Regions from separate parts of the Homo sapiens genome. Here regions 2 and 3 are each linked to region 1. Evidence: read pairs that join two places in POLR2A ChIA-PET (ENCODE). Cell type or tissue: GM12878. All regions are shown on one strand. Region 1 overlaps PSEN1 (presenilin 1). Region 2 overlaps RBM25 (RNA binding motif protein 25). Region 3 overlaps NUMB (NUMB endocytic adaptor protein).

Region 1 (4,000 bases):
TCTAGGTCACTACAAGTCATGTGATGAAGGAGATATATTCTAAGTAAATATGAAAACAGATTTGGTTAGCTAATTGGATTTTCCTCTGAATAAATCATCACCTTTATTCAAAAACCAATTATCCATAGGTGTCTCCCAGGTACTTCCGTCTTCCTGATTTTTAGTACAGTATATGTCCTTTGCCTTCTTGGCCAATTCAGGCTTTTTCCCCCTTTCCAAACTGAGTTCAAAACTTTATTTCTGGCTAGGTGCAGTGGCTCACTCCTATAATCTCAGCACTTCAGGAGGCTGAGCTGAGAGGATCACTTGAGCCCAGGAGTTCAAGACCAGCCTGGAGAACAAAGCAAGACCCAGTCTCTACACGAAATAAAAAATAACTAGCCAGGCATGGTGGTGTACACCTGTAGTTCCAGCTACTCAGGAGGCTGAGGTGGATCCTTTGAACCCAGGAGTTCAACAACGCAGTGAGCCATGATCGCGCTACTACACTCCAGCCTGGGCAACAGAGCCAGACCTTGTCTCCAAAACAACAACAAACCTTCTTTCTGAGAAATTTCTGATTTTAAACCCCTGCTTTTGTGGATCTCTCCTTTACTCTTTCTCATTCAACTGACAAGTCAACATTGCACTCGTACTCAAGTATGCTGTCATTTCACTTTTGACCAGATCCTAAGCTACTCTCCACACCGCACACAGAAGGGTCCCCAGGAAGAAGGTGTGGCATGGGCTGACGGAAAGCTACGGGACTTACCTAGAGACACAGGAAACCCAGCCTCACTACCCTTGCTTCTCAACCCTGCTCAAAGTCCGTCCTCATTCTCATCAAGATCACCATTGTCCCATCCTGGTTAACACGGTGAAACCCTGCCTCTACTAAAAATACAAAAAAATTAGCCGGGCGTGGCGGGCGCCTGTAGTCCCAGCTACTCAGGAGGCTGAGGCAGGAGAATGGCATGAACCCAGGAGGCGGAGCTTGCAGTGAGCTGAGATCGCGCCACTGCACTCCAGCCTGGGCAACAGAGCGAGACTCCGTCTCAAAAAAAAAAAACAAGAACACCATTGTCAGGACCCCTAAAAATCAGAAACCTCTCCCAAGTCCTGATGCCTCTGTAGGAGACTCCACAGACACTGCCTAAAAGAGCCATGAAAACAAATGATGCCTCCAATTCTCAAAGGAGGGAATAAACACTCCCTGCTTCCTGATGCCCTTAGCAGATGTAGCCGGGAACACATCAATGTCTTATCTGCCCCCTTCTGAAGACCATGGCCAACTGTGGTTTTTCTGCCATAAATGTATTTCTGATCAATCATTTCCAGATTGTATGTTATTTACTGTTTAGAAACAAAACGTTTTATCAAGTTTGGGGAATGGAGTGAGAGGACATTCTATGCTCTACCAGGTCAATAAAAGTAATGTTGCCTTTTCCCATTAGTGTGACCTAATTTCTTTAAAAAAAATCCTCCAGCACATATCTGCACTGTACAACATACGTCTTATAAGTTTACAGTTTCTTCTGACATATTTACATTAATGTGAAAGTTATTAGAAAAAATATCTTTCAGGATGTATTAAGGATAGCTGCTTTGGGGCTTTTATAAACAGATTTAATATTACACTCTTCAGAGCTGTGGTGTGCTATAATCCATACCACTTTCTTATGAGTTAAGAATAGAAACAATGCATTTGTTTCTAAACTTTTTTTTTTTTGAGACAGAGTCTTGCTCTGTCGCCCAGGCTGGAGTGCAGTGGTGAGATCTCGGCTCACTGCAACCTCTGCCTCCTGGGTTCAAGCGATTCTCATGCCTCAGCCTTCCGAGTAGCTGGGACTACAGGCGCCCACCACCACGCCTGGCTAATTTTTGTATTCTAAACTGTTTCTTGATAAGTGCTAGACAGTTCTGTGAGTTACAGTTATACATTATGATACTTTCATGTAAAAAACACTAGCACAGCTGGATTCATGCAGTCTTTATTAATCTGACAAATACAGAAAATCTGCAATCAGCTATCAAAATTATATCTTACCAAGAATTTGAAAGGTATTTATAAAAAAGGTGTATTCACAGTCTGTCTGAATTAAGTACAAAGCAGTGTCCACAGAAGCAGAAGGCAGACAACATGTGAGAGTAAATGATCCCACTGAAACCCTCACCCCAGCACCTCCAAGGACACCAAAAACAAGACAGTCCTGTACTTGCTACTATATGCAGCTGACTTTGAAACTGCCTAGTCTCAACAATTACGTATTTCAAAAGGAAAATTGCTTTCTGGGAAATCGTCCCTGCTACACAGACACACAGACCAACTGGCAATGCTGCCACCACATGTCAGGGCTCAGGGTGGACCCAGCACATCCACTAAGAGGCACCCTGCTGCCCAAGGCTGTGGGAGACAGCTTTGATGTTCAAGAAAGGGGTTCATTTCAGCACCAGGGTGCTTTTTTATATGCAAATCTGAGGTGTTTCCCGTTAGAGGAGAGGACTATGCAGATGATCACATGCAGATGTCTCTGAGCTGTGAGCCCGATGACAGCTTTGTTGGTACACTCTGGCCAGCCATTTCACAACGCACTATGAAGAGCTGAAACCTCTGTTTTTAATCTCTTGTGTTGTGGGAATTTAAAGAGGTGAGAAGATCACAAGGATCACTTCTAGGCTCAAACTTATGATTATATGATAGTTTCCAGCCCAAGGGCAAAACCAAATGTCCAATTTTCACGTCTCCTTCCAAATTCAATGTTGGAAGGCAGGTGAGGAGGTGAGGAGAAGGGCAGGTCAAACTGTTCCTTATAGACATAACAGCAAATTTAGAGAAGGAGTACTTTACTGAATGGATTGATTTCTGAATCAAGTCACTTTTATAACACCAATGTATAAGCCCTCAGTAATGGTAACTGTTAAAAGTGGTTATTTGACAAATACCCAATATTTTAGAGAAGTTAAAGAAAGATGGCATATACCAGAAAACAAGAGATTATAACTACATTCTGAGAATTTATCTTATTCATCTTTGCATCCTCAGACTCCAGAACCTACGGGAACACAGAAAACACTGAACAAATTTTTTCATAGTGGTTTCTGAGCTCTTTTTCTTCCAGGGTTAGATCACAAATGATCAAATATACAAAGCCTTGGGGGTTGGGATCAAAGGCTTCCCGCAGTCATCTAACCCTGGGAGACCTTATTTGGTAGTTAAACTTATATTTCACACTCTACAAGTTATATCGAGAATACATACACTGTCTGAGGCCACGTAAATAACAAGTAATAAACATCATCTGTTTGGGCATCTATTGCAAAAGGAGGGTTTTTAAAAGCAGAGAGACTACAGAATGGGAATCCCGGAGTCTGAAAGTAAAAACACTGCCTCTTCAGTTGTTGCTTCTGTAGTAAAATCAACAAATTGCTTACTTATGACTGTTTTCTTCCAAGTTGCTTAGAAAGCTTCTACTTTTTCTAATTGAGAAATTGAGTCATTTGGAGTCAGAGCTGTGATTCTAGGAACACACACGAACCTACTGAGAACCAAAAACAGGAAGGTGAGTCTTTCCTCTCTGAAAAAAAATCTGCAAATCTTCCAAATATGATTGGTATTCCCATAGGCATGTAATGACATTCTGTCCATAAATACCCTTTATTCTGTAGCCCAGTCAGACTCAGACTCTTAGTGGCTACTTTCCTTCCTTACTGTCTTCCATCTTTTTATTAAGCAGATTGGCTTGGCTGGTCATACTCTACTGCTGGTTTTGCCCGACTCTATAACCACCGCCTGTCCCGTGTGAGTGAAGGCACATCCTTATGGAAATTGCTACTGTTCTTTCCAGTGACAATCTATTTTTCATGGTGGAAGACTAGCATTTGGATGTTTTAGGAATGACTGAACTAATTCTAAAAAGAATGTTTGAGGGAAAAGTTCTCTGCCTGAGATGAATGATTTAAAGAAATAAGATGGGCTGTAGTCTCAGCTACTCAGGCTGAGGTGGATTACTTGAGCCCAGGA
Region 2 (4,000 bases), 160 kb after region 1:
TGGACAACAAGAGCAAAATTCCATCTCAAAAAACAAACAAAAATATTTGTCTCTACTATTTTGTCTTTCATGTTTTACAGAAACATAAAAAGAGAAAACATAAAAAGTTTAAGTCTTCCACTTCCTTGCCCCCAATCCCAACAGTTTGGTATCTACTGCTGTGCTCTTCTTAATATCATTCTATGAACTAATAATTTTTATTTTTCTACAACCAATCACATCATGTGAATTTCTCCCTCGTTATAATTGCCATCTCTTCATGTCAGTTCACAAAAGTTTTATTCCAAGCCGGGATGGTGGCTCACGTCTGCAATCCCAACACTTTGGGAGGCCAAAGCAGGGGGCTCACGTGAGGTCAAGAGTTCTAGACCAGCCTGGCCAACATGGTGAAACCCCATCTCTACTAAAAATACATAAATCAGCCAAGTGTGGTAGCACATGTCTGTAATCCCAGCTACTCGGGAGGCTGAGGCAAGAGAATCACTTGAACCCAGGGTGCGGAGTTTGCACTGAGCTGAGATCGTGCCACTACACTCCAGCCTGGGTGACAGAGTCTGTCTAAAAAAATAAAAAATAAAAATAAAGTCTTATTCCACCTTTATAATGCAGTAAATTGGCTGGGCGTGGTGGCTCACGCTCATAATCCCAGCACTTTGGGAGGCCGAGGTGGGTGGATCACAAGGTCAAGAGATTGAGACCATCCTGGCCAGCATGGTGAAACCCCATCTCTACTAAAAATACAAAAATTAGGAGAGGGGGTGGCTGCAGTAATGAGAGGCTGGTGCTGCAGCTCTTTTCCTGCAGTCCAGCCAAGGAAGCGTGCGTCCCTGGCGCTTCCTTCTCTTTGGACAGAGAGCTTGGGATGTGGTAATGCCAGCCAGACTTCTCAGAGCCATGGTCAGATCTACCGTACACTGGCAAAAGCACATCAGTGCCAAAGAATTGGTCATCTAATGTTAAAACCACTAAAGGAATTTGAAAATACAACATGCGGCACACTGACAATACGTCAAAACTTGGATTTGTTCCTTCCTGATAATACAGCTGGTAGTCTGAATAAGTCTCAGATCCTGTAAATGAACCAAAAAAAAAAAAAAAAAATCAAATACAAGCATTGTCTCTCCATTAAATGCTGCTCACTGCCAAGACGAAAAGGCACACCTTCCAACCATGAAATCCTTTGGTACTCACAAGAGAGTGACCCACAAACCAAATCTATTGGGGTCTAAATGGTTTATAAAAATATTAAAGAGGCATTTCTCATCTGTATCAATGGAAACATTTGTTCCAAAACAAGGCTTTCCACATATCAAGAGACCACTAAAGCATCCAGGACCAAGCAGCCATCTAGGACCAACCTTCCAGTTCTGTCTGTGAACGAGGTAAAGTTGGGGTGGTCGTAGCTCATGTGCTTAGTGATCACTGCTCACGCTAAACCAGTGTGCGCTGCACCCCAGCCTTACCGCCAACTTAAGAAACTGGCAGTCAACTCAGACTGCTCCATCAAGATCTTTGAAGCCTAATAAATATCCAAAGAGATTCAAAATCTTAATTTTTAAGAATTAATGATACATATAAAAACAAAATACAGGCCGGGCGCGGTGGCTCACACCTGTAATCCCAGCACTTTGGGAGGCCGAAGCGGGTGGATCACGAGGTCAGGACATCGAGACCACGGTGAAACCCCGTCTCTACTAAAAATACAAAAAAAAAAAAAATTAGCTGGGTGCGGTGGCAGGCGCCTGTAGTCCCAGCTACTAGGGAGGCTGAGGCAGGAGAATGGCGTGAACCTGGGAGGCGGAGCTTGCAGTGAGCCAAGATCGCGCCACTGCACTCCAGCCTGGGCAACAGAGCGAGACTCTGTTTCAAAAAAAAAAAAAAAAATACAGGCAATAAAACATGAAAAAAATACAAAAATTATCCAGGCGTGGTGGCACATGCCTGTAGTCCCAGCTCTTGGGAGGCTAAGGCAGGAGAATTGCTTGAACCCGGGAGGTGGAGGCTGCAGTGACCCGAGATCAAGCCACTGCACTCCAGCCTGGTGACAGAGCAAGACTGCCTCAAAAATAATAAAATAATAATAATGCAGTAAATTATTATAATACGGACATATTTATTTAACCAACATTAACAGTTGGCTCCACTTTCAGCTCTCACAAATAATGTTGAACATTCCTGGAGATAATAGACATATAACTGTATGCATCTGTACAGGTAATTCTCTAATACAGGTTAGAACTATATGTATCTGATTAGCTGGGTGTGATGGCAGGTGCCTGTAGTCCCAGCTACTCAGGAGGCTGAGGCAGGAGAATCGCTTGAACCTGGGAGGCGGAGGTTGCAGTGAGCCGAGACGGTGCCATTGCACGTCAGCCTGGGCGACAGAGCAAGAATCCACATCAAAAAAAAAAAAAAAAAAAATTATATGTATCCAAACTTTACCTCCAAAATCATCCCTGAAAACTAGCATATAAATGTATATTCCCACCACCAGAATATGGGTATGCCCTTTCCTCATATCCTCATCATTGGTAGAATAGATCAGTGTCAAAATTCTCACAATTTCATAAGTAAAATATACTCTTATTTCAATTTACATTTCCCTCATGACTAATGAGGTTGAGTATGCGTTTACCTGTTTACTAGACATTTCTTTAAAACAGAAAAGCATGACCTACATGCTCACAGCTCTACTTCCTCAGAATTCCTTTGACTTAAATTGGGATAATACCATATTCAATAAAACTAAACTTCAATTTCAGAAAACACAGTATACTTAAAATATTTAGAAAACTTTATAGGTAAAGGAATCCCTAGGATGCATTTTTTTTTTTTTTTTTTTGAGATGGAGTCTTGCTCTGTCACCCAGGAGTGCAGAGGCACCATCTCAGCTCACTGAAACCTCCGCCTGTCGGGTTCAAGCGATTCTCCTGCCTCAGCCTCCCAAGTAGCTAGGATTACAGGTGCACACCACAAGGCACGCACGACCAAGCTCAGCTAATTTTTGTATTTTTAGTAGAGACGGGGTTTCACCATGTATGGCCAGGCTGGTCTCAAACTCCTGGCCTCAAGTGATCCGTCGGCCTCGGCCTCCCAAAGTGCTGGGATTACAGGTATAAGCCACTGCGCCCAGCCCTTAGGAGGATTTAATATACTTGGCAAATGAGGTATTAGAAATGTTTTAAACAGTAGGTAGGTTATCAGTACATATTAACAATGAAAAACACAAGATTGCAAGACTGTAAATGTGTTGAGTTTTAAAATAAACTTTCTGTAAAACTTTTTGACCAAAACCAAAAACTGGGGGTGGTATCTCTTTTTAAAACAGAAAGGGCTACTGTCCTACTTACAGAAGCTCTTCTATTATCATTATAATAGCCTATCTCAGTGCTTTCTTAGGATAGTTGGTTTTCATACCTGTTGAATAAACTGATTAATGAATAAATCAGTAAACAAACTCTGAGGACTTCAATAAACAAATTTATTATGCTATCTCATGCCGCATACTATATTCTAGCAATGGCCCAGTGCCTAGCCTCACAATGGTTACAAGACTGGGCCATGAACTCATTTTTAAAACCACTTTTCCCCCAATAATATTAGATATAAATAATGCTTAAAAACTAAAACTCTCGGTCAGGGGCGGTGGCTCACACCTGTAATCCCAGCACTTTGGGAGGCCAAGGCGGGCAGATCACTGGAGGTCAGGAGTTCGAGACCAGCCTGGCCAAAATGGTGAAACCCCTGTCTCCACTAAAAATATAAACACTGGGCTGGGTGAGGTGGCTCATGCCTGTAATCCCAGCACTTTGGGAGGCCAAGGCAGGCAGATCACAAGGTCAGGAGATCAAGACCATCCTGGCCAACACGGCGAAACCCCGTATCTAATACAAAAAGTTATCCAGGCATGGTAGTGTGCGCCTGTAGTCCCAGCTACTCAGGAGGCTGAGGCAGGGGAATTGCTTGAACCTGGGTGGCAGGGGTTGCAGTGAGCCAAGAC
Region 3 (4,000 bases), 220 kb before region 1:
CCTTTTATTGTTGAGTAGTATTCCATAATATGGATATATTGCAATTTAAAAAATTTCTTCTGCTGATAGACATTGGATTATTTCTAGTTTTTGGCTATTCAAATAGAGCCAATATGAACATTCACATAAAAGTTTTTGTGTGGACATGTGTTTTCATTTCTTTTTTCCTTTTAAAACAATTTAAACAATTTATTATTATTATTATTTTTGAGATGGGATCTTGCTCTGTAGCCCAGTCCAGAGTGCAGTGGTGCAATCATTGCTTACTGCAGTTTTAACCTCCCAGGATCAAGAGATGGTCCCACCTCAGCCTCTGAGTAGCTAGGACCATAGGCATGCACCACCACTCCTGCCCGTTTTTTTTTTTTCTTTCTTTTTTCTTTTTTTTTTCTTACAGAGACAGGGTCTCTCACTATGTTTCCCAGGCTGGTCTTGAACCCCTGGGCTCAAGCTATTCTCCTGCCTCGGCCTCCCAAAGTGCTGGGACTACAAGTGTGAGCTACTGTGCCGGGTCTCTTTTCATTGTTTTTGTGTATATGCCCATAAGTAGTGGAATTGCTAGGTTATATGGTAACTCTTTTGAGGTTTTCTAAAGCAGCTACACCATTTTACATTCTCACCAGCAGTGAGAATGAGAATTCCAGTTTTTCTGCATTGTCGCCAACAATTGTTATTACCTCTTTTATTTTATTTTTTTTATTGTTGTTTTGAGACAGAATTTTGGTCTGTCACCCAAGCTGGAGTGTAGTGGGCATGATAGCTCACTGCAGCCTCAAACTCCTGGCTCAAACTATCCTTCCACCTCAGCCTCCCTAGTAGCTAGGACTGCACCACCATGCCCAGCTAATTTTTATTTTTTAAATTTTTTGGTAGAGATGGGGTCTTGCTATGTTGCCCAGGATGGTCTGGAACTCCTGGCCTCAAGCGTTTCTTTCTCCTCGCCTCCCAAAGTGTTGGGATTACAGGTGTGAGTCACAGCTCAGGCTGATCTCTGCTTTTTGAGTAGAGCTATTCTAGTGAGTATAAAGTAGAATTTTTTTTTCTTTGAGATGGAGTCTTGCTCTGTTGCCCAGGCTGGAGTGTGTGGCGTGATCTTGGCTCACCACAACCTCTCCCTCCTGGGTTCAAGCTATTCTCCTGCCTCAGCCTCTCAGCTGAGGCGTGCACTACCATGCCAGGCTAATTTTCGTATCTTTAGTAGAGACGGGGTTTCACTGTGTTGGCCAGGTTGGACTCGAATTCCTGATCTCATGATCTGCCTGCCTTGGCCTCCCAAAGTACTGGGATTACAGTGAGCCACTGTGCCTGGCCTAAAGTAGAAATTAATTGTGGTTTTGATTTGCATTTCCCTGATGGCTAGTGATGTTGAGAATCTTCTCATATGCTTATTGGCCATTTGTCTATCTTCTTGGAAGAAGTGTCTTTTTATATGCTTGCCGATTTTTTAAAAGCTGGTTTGTCTTTTTATTATTGAGTTGTAATATATGTTTTCTTTATATATTCTGGATATAAGTTCCTTGTCAGACATAATGATTTACAAGTATTTTCTCCCATTTTGTGAGCTGTCTTTTCACTTTCTTGATGTTCTTTGAAGCACAAAAGTTTTTTCATTTTAATAAAGTCCAGCTTTTTTTTTTTTTCTTTTTTAGACACAGGGATCTCCCTGTGTTGTCCAGCCTGGCCTCAAACTCCTGGCCCATGACCCAGGAGCCACCACGCTGGCTCAAGTCCTTTTTTTTTTTTTTTTTTTTTTTGAGACGGAGTCTCGCTCTGTCACCCAGGCTGGAGTGCAGTGGCGCGATCTCAGCTCACTGCAACCTCCACCTCCCGGTTTCATACTATTCTGCCTCAGCCTCTCGAGTAGCTGGGATTATAGGCACCTGCCACCACACCCGGCTAATTTTTTGTATTTTTAGTAGAGATGGGGTTTCGATGGTCTCGATCTCCTGACCTCGTGATCCGCCCGCCTCAGCCTCCCAAAGTGCTGGGATTACAGGTGTGAGTCACCTCCCCTGGCCGATTTGTTTTTTTTGTTGCTTGTGCTTTTGATACAATATCTAAGAACTATTGCCCAATCCAAGGTTGTGAATATTTATACCTATGTTTTCTTGTAAGAGTTTTAGTTTATTTTTTCTTAATTTTGTTCACTCCATGTCAGTGTCTTCTAAGAGTTTTATAGAGTTGGCTCTTACATTTAAGTCTGTGATCCATTTTGCAGTAATTTTTGTGTACAGTGTGGGGGAAGGGGCTCAACAATTCTTCTGTTGAGATATATGGATATCTATAGATATATGGATGTGTATATATATATGGATATCTATAGATATATGGATGTATATATATATGGATATCCATATATATATATGGATATCCATATATATATATGGATATCTAGTTGTCCCAGCAGCATTAGTTGAGACCATTACTTTTTGTTTATTGGTTTGTTACAAAGTTTAATAAAATTTTCTGCTTTATCACTAATTTTTCCAATAGCAATTTGTTGGCCTTTTGGTCTAGAGTGGCAGTTGGGGTCATTGTATGAGGGAAGCAGTTTAGAGTTGCAAGAATAGGTTATAAATGAATCCACTGATTTAAATATACAGGTTGTATATAATTTCATCCTTATGTTAACCTTATACTTGAACGGTAAATGAAGTTCAGCTGCTATTTCTCTGCCTACTGGGCATCCTTGTGTCATTAGTTATTTGGAAGCTTCCAGTGCTAAGCCATTAAATAGAAATCAGGGTCAGGTCCTTAAACATGTGACTTAAAGGAAGAAAAGATTCATACCTGTTCCTTTCTCTTTCTCTCTCCTTTCTCCTCTTTAATTCACCTATCCTAGCACCCTTTTTATCTTAAGAAGACTCTTCTTTTGTATTATTACACATAGCCTTTTTCTGAAGGAAGATCACATGTAAAGGTTTTATTTTTTAAATTGAAAATTCAAGGAAATGTTCTGTAGTGATGATTAAAAACATAGAAGTGTTGTAAAGATTGTATTAACCTTGATAAATTTAAATCCATAATTAATATAGTTAATATTAAAGTCTCCCATGTAATCCTAACTGAAGGTTAGAAATGGCATATTTTCCTTTTAATTTTCAAAATAACAAAAATATAATTATTTTACAATTTGTAAGGTTTGCTTAGCATTTTGAAAGAAACTTACTGTTTTTAGAATGTTTAACTCTAAATTGGGTCTTTTTCCCCCTGTTTTTAATAGTCATTAATTATTCACTTTTAGAGATCTTAAGAGCAAAGGGAAAAGCATACATTTTTTTACAGAGTGTTCGAGTTTTATGTGTCTCATCTCTATTTGTAGAGTTGTGCTTCTTTAGAGGCTGGTACTTTGCCAAGTAAAAACTAATTTCCTAGGAAATCAGGTTGCTGGCTTGACTTCTGGCAGTCTCTTTCCCTTCTTTTGTTGCTTTGTAAAAGAGCTGAGCTCAGTTCTGTGGAAAATCACTAAATCATCTAATTATTTTCCCCAGTTTGGATTAAACATGGTTGGTATATATTTGCATTGAACTGAGTTCTGTAACTTTTTCTTGATTATAGATTTGTTAAGATACCGTGAAGGACTTTGACTTCATTTGATAAGTTGCGTATTCATATCTGAAATAATGCTAATGGTTTTTTCCTTTAATGAATGTTCTTATTCTTTTAGTCTTTTTGTTCTCCCCTCCACTAGACCTACTTAGTGAGGGATATCACTTGTGTTCTTATAATGAAACCCAGACACTTGTGAAATATAATCATAGTTTCTATGATGTTGGCCCCTAATTCATTTTAAAAAATTACATTAACATTTATTGTCTGTTTCTGTTTTTTCTTCGTGCATATTTTACTATATAGATAATTTTGGAGGCTGCTTTTTAAACAACATCATATAATATGTGTTTATTATTTTTATTACAATTATTTGAAAACTTTTTTTTTTTTTTTTTTTTTGAGGCAGAGTCTTGCTGTCTTGCCCAGGCTGGAGTGCAGTGTCGCAATC

What was found. Peaks named below come from ENCODE experiments on the same cell type or tissue, not always from the same donor. Only the 100,000 strongest peaks of a DNase experiment are listed, where the experiment ranks them.
Region 2: POLR2A ChIA-PET joins it to region 1 with 5 read pairs; 3 of 35 experiments call an interaction of 5 or more read pairs at or near these places.
Region 3: POLR2A ChIA-PET joins it to region 1 with 5 read pairs; 7 of 35 experiments call an interaction of 5 or more read pairs at or near these places.

What each region holds. Positions count from the first base shown.
Region 1 is chr14:73,221,646-73,225,645 of GRCh38, reverse strand. PSEN1 (presenilin 1) reads right to left here. Exons shown (of 12, transcript NM_000021.4): 12 at 1,955-4,000. Among named protein-coding and RNA genes, the nearest start is that of PAPLN, 14 kb to the left of the region's middle. RefSeq lists an enhancer at 2,199-2,711. In GM12878, a CTCF peak has its summit at 2,333; a DNase peak (open chromatin) is centred at 2,335; H3K27ac peaks cover 368 bases.
Region 2 is chr14:73,065,489-73,069,488 of GRCh38, reverse strand. All of the region lies in intron 1 of RBM25 (RNA binding motif protein 25), which reads right to left. It also overlaps the pseudogene LOC100422493. Among named protein-coding and RNA genes, the nearest start is that of RBM25-AS1, 8.0 kb to the right of the region's middle. RefSeq lists an enhancer at 3,540-4,000. In GM12878, no CTCF peak of the experiment used is centred here; no DNase peak of the experiment used is centred here.
Region 3 is chr14:73,438,582-73,442,581 of GRCh38, reverse strand. The region is part of intron 1 of NUMB (NUMB endocytic adaptor protein); the gene reads left to right. Among named protein-coding and RNA genes, the nearest start is that of NUMB, 18 kb to the left of the region's middle. In GM12878, no CTCF peak of the experiment used is centred here; no DNase peak of the experiment used is centred here.